Linked DNA regions of Homo sapiens: region 2 is linked to region 1. A link is an interaction called in ENCODE POLR2A ChIA-PET data of the cell type or tissue named here. Cell type or tissue: OCI-LY7. All regions are shown on one strand. Region 1 has its middle 24 kb from the start of SWAP70. Region 2 overlaps WEE1 (WEE1 G2 checkpoint kinase).

What was found. Peaks named below come from ENCODE experiments on the same cell type or tissue, not always from the same donor. Only the 100,000 strongest peaks of a DNase experiment are listed, where the experiment ranks them.
Region 2: POLR2A ChIA-PET joins it to region 1 with 6 read pairs; 4 of 35 experiments call an interaction of 5 or more read pairs at or near these places.

Annotation. Positions count from the first base shown.
Region 1 is chr11:9,638,169-9,642,168 of GRCh38, reverse strand. No RefSeq gene overlaps it. Among named protein-coding and RNA genes, the nearest start is that of SWAP70, 24 kb to the left of the region's middle. In OCI-LY7, no CTCF peak of the experiment used is centred here; DNase peaks (open chromatin) are centred at 1,978 and 2,758.
Region 2 is chr11:9,584,869-9,588,868 of GRCh38, reverse strand. WEE1 (WEE1 G2 checkpoint kinase) reads right to left here. Exons shown (of 11, transcript NM_003390.4): 7 at 3,516-3,611; 8 at 3,342-3,427; 9 at 2,250-2,420; 10 at 2,013-2,158; 11 at 1-420. The coding sequence ends at 267. Among named protein-coding and RNA genes, the nearest start is that of WEE1, 13 kb to the right of the region's middle. In OCI-LY7, no CTCF peak of the experiment used is centred here; no DNase peak of the experiment used is centred here; H3K27ac peaks cover 973 bases.

The DNA of each region.
Region 1 (4,000 bases):
TATAAAGAACCTAGAAACACTAAAAAGAGACAAATTTCAAAAAGAGATTCATCAGGCCAGGCACGGCGGCTCACACCTGTAATCCCAGCACTTTGGGAGGCCGAGGAGGGTGAATCACTTGAGGTCAGGAGTTCAAGACCAGCCTGGCCAACATGGTGAAACCCCGTCTCTACTGAAAATACAAAAATTAACCGGGCATGGTGGCACACGCCTGTAATCCCAGCTACTTGGGAGGCTGAGACGGGAGAATCGCTGGAACCCAGGACGGGGAGGTTGCAGTGAGCCAAGATTGTGCCATTGCACTCCAGCCCGGGCAACAGAGTGAGACTCCAGCTCAAAAAAAAGGGGGGGTGGGGATTCATCCCCTCACTCCTCATATGAGGACCAAGAGGTAACATGAGAAATGTTTTCAACTGTAGTGAAATATCTTTCATGTCGGGCATTAAATGTAAACTTGGGGAAGACACGTCTGCAGGAATTGCAAACACTGATCTGCTAGTATCATTTCTCATAGAGGAGGTGAGAGCAGAGAACACAATGAAACAGATCACTGGCAGCTGTGCTCTCTATCAATGACCAAAGGGGACTTCATAGGCCAAGAGTCCAAAATTCAAATGGCTTCAGAGCCCAGGCAAGTTCCATAGATGGATGAAACTGACCAGAGTGAGGCAGTAGGAAATGGTGGCCCCACCTAAAGACAGCATCTTCACTCCGATCCAGGTGATGTTACTATGAGGAAATGGAGCTTCAGTATCTCCAGAGCTTCCATTTTTCAAGAAAAGCCAGAAACCTGGATCATGTGAATCTATCAGTTTTTAGATTTTGGCAAACAATTCAACTTAAAAAGCAAAAGTAAAACACCATTGGACTAAACAAAAGACATCTATAGGCTGTCTGTGGTCCACAGGGTACCCTCTCAGCCCATAGACTTACAACAGGGTCAGAGTGGACATGTGTGAAGTTGAGAGGTCTGCCCTTGCTTTCAGGCAGGGCAAACATTTCCCTCAACAGAAGCTTCTTAGACACTTGGATTCTGGGCCACATAGCTGAAAAGATGTGGTTCATTCTAACAGCCCACTAAGAAGGATTAGTTGCAAAATGCACCTGAGTAGCTGAATGAAATAACCTGTTGCCTGGGGCCACTTAGTGGCATCTGCTTAAATGTTGACGATTGACCCACAATTTTCATTTCAATCCTTGCCAGAGCCAAGCTGTACATCCAATCAATGATTTGCTGCCAAGGTGATCAGTCCCACTAAACTCCTTTGCTGTGTTTATAGACACAGTCATTCACCTGCAATTGAAAACTAAAGAGAGAAGGATCGAGATTCCTAGAGCTGGAGTCTTGTCACACCTCTTTGGAGCTCCCCAGCACAGCGTAGCACAGTCCCTGCCTGCAGTGGCCACACAACAAATATTTACTGGTTTCTTGAAAATAAGAGTAAACCCAAGGCAAGTGAATGCCTAACTCATAGAAAAATCTGCTCATTTTCATGGGCCTGTTTGTGTGTATGTGTTTTGTTTGCTGTTTGTTTGTTTGTTTATTTTGAGACAGAGTCTTGCTCTGTCGCCCAGGCTGGAGTGTAATGGCACGATCTTGGCTCACTGCAACCTCCGCCTCCTGGGTTCAAGCGATTCTCCTGCCTCAGCCTCCCAAGTAGCTGGGATTACAGGTGCACACCACCACGCCCAGCTAATTTTTTTTTTTTTTGTACTTTTAGTAGAGATGGGGTTTCACCATGTTGGCCAGGCTGGTCTTGAACTCCTGACCTCAAGTGATCTCCCCACCTCAGCCTCCCAAAGTGATGGGATTACAGGTGTGAGCCACCACGCCTGGCCTGGGTGTTATTTTAAAAATAAGTGTGCTATGACATACTGTAGCAGGAGGAACGTAGGTTAGATATTAAGAACTATTTCCTAACTACACAGATTGTGAAATATTAGAGCAGACTACAAATGAGGAAGTGGCAGCTCCATCTACGCAGGACTTTTCTGCATAGGGTAAATGCCTGGTATCTTGGTCAGATGTTATCACTGGTAAGGCGGGAAGGTGGTATTTATGCAATGTGTGTGCTCCTGCCTGTCTTCACTTTTAGTAAGAGCCACCATTTACAAAGGATCAACCTGCTCAGTGTCTTACATCCCTTATCTCATCAAGCCCCCACAGAAACCCAGTAAGAGAAATTATCCCCATTTTACAGTTGAAGAAATGGAATAATTTGCTCAAGTTCACCCTGTTAACAAATGGAAGAGCCAGAATTAGGACACACATCTGTTTGGCTTCAGGATGGGCGTGGTGGTTCATGCCTATAATACTAGCACTTTGGAAGGCCAACGTGGTGATCACTTGAGGCTAGGAGTTTGAGACCAGCCTGGCCAACATGACAAAACCCCATCTCTACTAAAAATACAAAAATCATCAGGGCATGGTGAGACGTGCCTGTAATCCCAGCTACTCCAGAGGCTGAGGCATAAGAATTGCTTGAACCTGGGAGGCGGAGGTTGCAGTGAGCTGAGATGGTGCCACTGCACTCCAGCCTGGGTGACAGAGCAAGACTCTGTCTCAAAAAACAAAACAAAAACACACACAGCTGTTTGGCTTCAAAATCCAGGCTCCTTCCATCAGGCCATACTGCCTAAGGTCCCTGGGAAGAGCACCTGTGATTGCATGTCGGGAAGAGAGACAAAAAGGCAGTTAGGCAGGGGGAGCATTACCCAAAGAAGAAGTTCTCAGAGCACTGTTGAGGCCCAGACAGGAAGCTAGGGTCAGGAAGCGAGATAAGATGCCAGCTGGGGAAGAGACAGAGGCACCAAGGGGAAGCAAGGTCAGAACCTGGAAGTCAAGGGACATCTTTCCAGAAGTGAGTTGGGAGTGACTTGGACCATCCAGGAAGGGAAGATGTGGTACAGGGAGTTCCTTTTAAGCAACACCCAGCTCATGCTGCAGAGCCTGCCAAGCGCTGGCCGAGTGCTGCTGACCCGCCCAGCTCAGAGTTTCCTTTGGTGACCCTTGGCCTGCCAACAATGTCCTTGGACTGTTCTCATTCCCACTTCCTACCCATCAGCAATTGTCTTTGGTCTACGAGAGCTGAAACCCTGTTTCTAACAAAGACTATAATTTAATTATGTGCGTATGAACTTCCTCAGATACCTGCAATCATGGAACTTTCCTTCTGTAAAGCATGGCCCTGTTGTTTCTGCCCTGGTAAGGCCCAAGTTCCTAGAATAGCATCATTGCTGCAACATAAGATGAGGCAGGTTGAAAACTAGTGGGTCAGTATATTATAAGTTAAGCCACATTACCTTTTCTACTTAATGCTTGTGGCTGAAAAGAATTAATGTCTCCATTGCAAAATCAGCCAAAAAGTAGCTCCAGCTAATTCTGGGACTGGGGCCACATGTAGACTATTTCAATAGGTGATCTGGGTCCTTCATTCCCTCTTTGCCTTTCTGGCCAGGCATGGTGGCTCATGCCTGTAATCCCAGCACTTTGGGAGGCTGAGGTGGGTAGATTACCTGAGGTCAGGAGTTCGAGACCAGCCAGACCAACATGGTGAAACCCCGTATCTACTAAAAATACAAAAATTAGCTGGGTGTGGTGGTGAGCACGTGTAATCCCAACTACTTGGGAGGCTGAGGCAGGAGAATCACATGAACCTAGGAGATGGAGGTTGCAGTGAGCTGAGATCCCGCCATTGCACTCTAGCCTGGGCGACAGAGTGAGACTCCATCTCAAAAAAAAAAAAAAGAAAGAAAGAAAAAAGGTTTTTTTGGTTTTCCAAACTCCTGTGATCCTCAGGAGCTCCAGACTCCGTGTTCAGATAGGAAATCGAAGGACATGAACACAACACAGACATGAGGGAGAACACCTGGGCTGGGCTCCCAGATGTTTGACTAGAACTGATCACCAATTCCTTTCATTAAACTCAAAACTTCCTGGACGCTTAGGCCTCCTGGACCAGGAGGGAGCCCCAAACCTGCCCTGCAGGTCAGCGCCTTC
Region 2 (4,000 bases), 53 kb after region 1:
CACACCACCACAGTGGTTAACCCTGGAAAGGCTGGTGTAACATCCAACAGTGACACATCCTACAGAAGACAGACTGGTAAGATTAGATGAAAGCCTGACATAGCAATCATCAAAATACAGCTTTCAACTGTAATTCACAATAAAAGTCCTAATCAGTAAAACTACTGACACCAATCGAGAAAGTAATTGCAAACTGGATTCTATCAGTGATTTCAACCTAGCTTCCTCTTGTCACAGTGTTCAGGGGGAGGTGGGAAAGGAGTAGCTCAGTATATAGTAAGGCTGACAGAGCGGTTCATTTTCTTTCCAATAAGTCGAGATGTTCTATTACTCTGGGTGGTGGACCTAGTGGCCATCCGGTCAGTGAAGAGTGCTCTTTCCTCAGCTGCAGCTTTTGCCATCTGTGCTTTCTTGAGTTCTCTGACATAAAAATAGAAAACAAGGTATTATTCCTAGGAAGAGATTCTAAGAAACTAACACAAACTATATTGTCGATTGGGAGATATTTGCATGCCATCATTATTCTAAGATGTAATTGAAAAATAAAACAGGAAACTGAAGCTTCTATTAAAACAACTTAAATTTATGAAATTATTTTATTTTATGCTTTTTGAATTACAGTATCACACATACTTGAAAACAAGTAGTAAAGATGCTAGTAATGACTTTGGTTCTTATAAAATAATTTGAGCTGGATGTGGTGACTCACACCTGTAGTCTCAGCTACTCGGGAAGCTGAGGCTGGAGGATCGCTTGGGCCCAGGAGTTTGAGGCTGCAGTGAGCTATGATAGTGCCACTGCACTCCAGCCTGGGTGACAGAGCAAGACCCCATCTTTTTAAATAAATAATAATAAACAATTTCCAGACAAACCTATCCCCAATAAAAAAAAAATTAAAAATAAATAATAATTTCAAAAACTCCAATTTATATTGCGAATCTATCCTTACATAAGAGAGATGAAAGGAACACTTTATTTCCTATTTGTATGAACTATGATGGATATCAAACTAGTGGCAAGTAAACCTCTTAATATACAATTCTTATAATTTAAATATTAAATGTTAATATTAATTGTTAACATAACCTTTTCAAGTCAGTTTTATTAGGTTAAAAGCAAAATGGCTGCAATAAATCAAAAGAATTAGAAATGTGATCTGTGGTAACTTAATATTCTCCAATATTCTCTTTTTAATAACCTTTACCATTGCAACCAGCTTTTTGAAAATATCAAGTCATTAAGTCCAATATGAGAATCTTCATTCAGTATATAAAGATTTAGCCAGAAATTAAAAACATATATATGAGAATCATCTCCTAACCAAATTGACATTAATTTCATCCTTTCATAAAATAAGAACAGAATGTTTCAAGGACAACGTTAACTTTTGGTGAGAGTCTGGGAAGAAAAGATTGGTATAGGCTCGCTTAGCTTTTACTACCATTTATGGCTTGGGGACTATCACCACTTGCAAATATATGTTAGTCTCAACATTTTTAAAGTTCGTAATTTGAAAGTTTAGAAACAACACAAATTTAATAGGCCAAATACTAATTCATGGCAGAAGTCCCCAAGCTTTCACCGTATAACAACATATCGAACTACTGGAGCCGGGTGAGGTGGCTCACTCCTATAATCCCAGCACTTTGGGAGGCCAAGACAGGTGGATGGTTTGAGCCCAGGAGTTCAAGACCAGCCTGGGCAACATGGCAAAAACCCCATCTCTACAAAAAATATAAAAATTAGCTGGGTGTTGTGGCATGCATCTGTGGCTCAGCTACTCAGGAGGCTGACACGGGAGGATAGCTTGAGCCCAGGAGGTGGAGGTTGCAATGAGTCATGATAGCACCAGTGCACTCCAGCCTGATGACAGTGAGACCCTGTCTCAAAAAACAAAAAACACAAAAAACCACTACATCCTTTGTTGACAGAAAGCTTAAATCATCTCTCATTAAAATTTGAGAATTAAAGTGAATGAAAAAGCAAAAAGAAAACATAAAACCCTCACTTACTTTTGTAAAAGTGAATTTTTGAACTTTTCGGCATTCAATTCTATTCGTAATTGTTCTGCACTCTTTCTAGAAGCGGACAGCAATACTGAATGCTTTACCAGTGCCATTGCTGAAGGTCTTCTCTCTGGATCTGGATGAATCATAACCTTAAAAAGAAAAGTAAAATGAAGGTAAAGACATGCATTTAATAAAATATAGAACCATGTCAATAAAGGGCTTCATATATAAAATGCTCACTTTTAGCAACTCTGTAAATTCTTGGGAAAGCACTTGTGGTATCCGAGGTAATCTACCCTGTCTGATTTCATGCCATTGATCTCCATTTCTCGGAAGAGGTTCAGCACCAGCAGCACATACCACTGTGAGGGCAAGCGCAAAAATATCTGCTTTTGGTAGATGGGTATAATTCTGTAAAATTAAAACAATTTTTTAAAGGAATGTAAACATGGTCAAAATAAAACAAGATTACACCTCAAAGATGACTTAGGTGAAAAATAGGACTTAATCAAAGTGTCTAATACCACATTTAAGTTTGGGACCTATTCAGAGAATAAACTGCTAAATTTGAGGATGTTTATTTTTTAAATTACAAAGTAATACACACTCTTGGGGGAAAAATGCAAACACATAGATAAGAGTAAATGCCTCTTCTTTATCAACAGCCCAATTCAACTCTCAAAAGAAATCCCTCTACCTCTAGGCATTCATATGCAAACACAAAACACGTAGAAACACACTGACAAGTTACAAATACACATATACGTGATAAAGCAAACATATATATACACATATTTACAAAGAGCAATGGGATCAGACAATTACACTTTATATTTTTCTACTTATTCTATTTTCATTCAAAATTTTTATCAAGAAATACTGTCACACTCTTTTGAAACTATAGGCCATACTAATAACTATGTGCCATAATTTACTTAATCATTCTCTTATTAGTAAACACTTATTTACACTGTTCTCAACTTGTATTTGTATATGAATAGTTCTATAGGAAAAACTCCTAGAAGTGAAAATTATGAGTCAATGGGTACATGATTTTTAAATATTAATGCAATACTAATACTCTGATCTCCAAAAAGGATATGCCATTATAAAGTTCCACCAGTGGTGTATGAGAACATATTTTTTACGACAACTCCATTATAAATCTTTGCCTTCATGACTTTTTGCTTATTAAATGCCCTCAGATGACGGTTTAGATTTTATTTCCATTCTATTAGTTAACTTCAAAGTTTAATATATCTGAATTTATATTCTTCTATCAACTGCTAAGTGTTACAAAGCAAACTATGATTAAGGGAGAAGAAAAATTACCTCCTGTAAAACTTCATTTGCAAGAAAACGACTATCGCCCTCTTCAACTTGTGGACTGGAGATCCTTGTTACATGCCCAAGATCACCTAGAAGTATTGAAAAACTTACAGTGAAGAGCAAAAACAAAACAGCCTTCTCTTTATCTGAAGGTAATAATCTGATTACCTTTCTTACCTATTTTAAACATAACTTTGTTGGATGCCCAATCATCTTCGTCTCCTTCTTCAGAGGCAGCATTTGGGATTGAGGTTCGAGATATGAAAATATTACCTGTCAAACAGTTAATTATGTAAGCCAAACTAATAATAATAAAACCAGAGTTCATAAACAAGATCATATACCAGAATCATCCATAATGCTTTTTAAAATGCCGATTCTCAAGTTCTAGCCCAAACCCATGGAATAAGCATCTCAGGGGACAGAAACCAGGGTTATAGTTGCTGGGAATTTTTTTTGTTTTTTTTTGAGACAGTGTGCTCTGTCACCCAAGCTGGAGTGCAGTGGCATGATCTTGGCTCACTGCAACAAGGTTCAAGCAATTCTCATGCTTCATTCAACCTCCTGAGTAGCTGGGACTACAGGCACATGCCACATCTAGCTAACTTTTATATTTTTAGTAGAGACGGGGTTTCACTATGTTGGCCAGGCTGATCAAACTC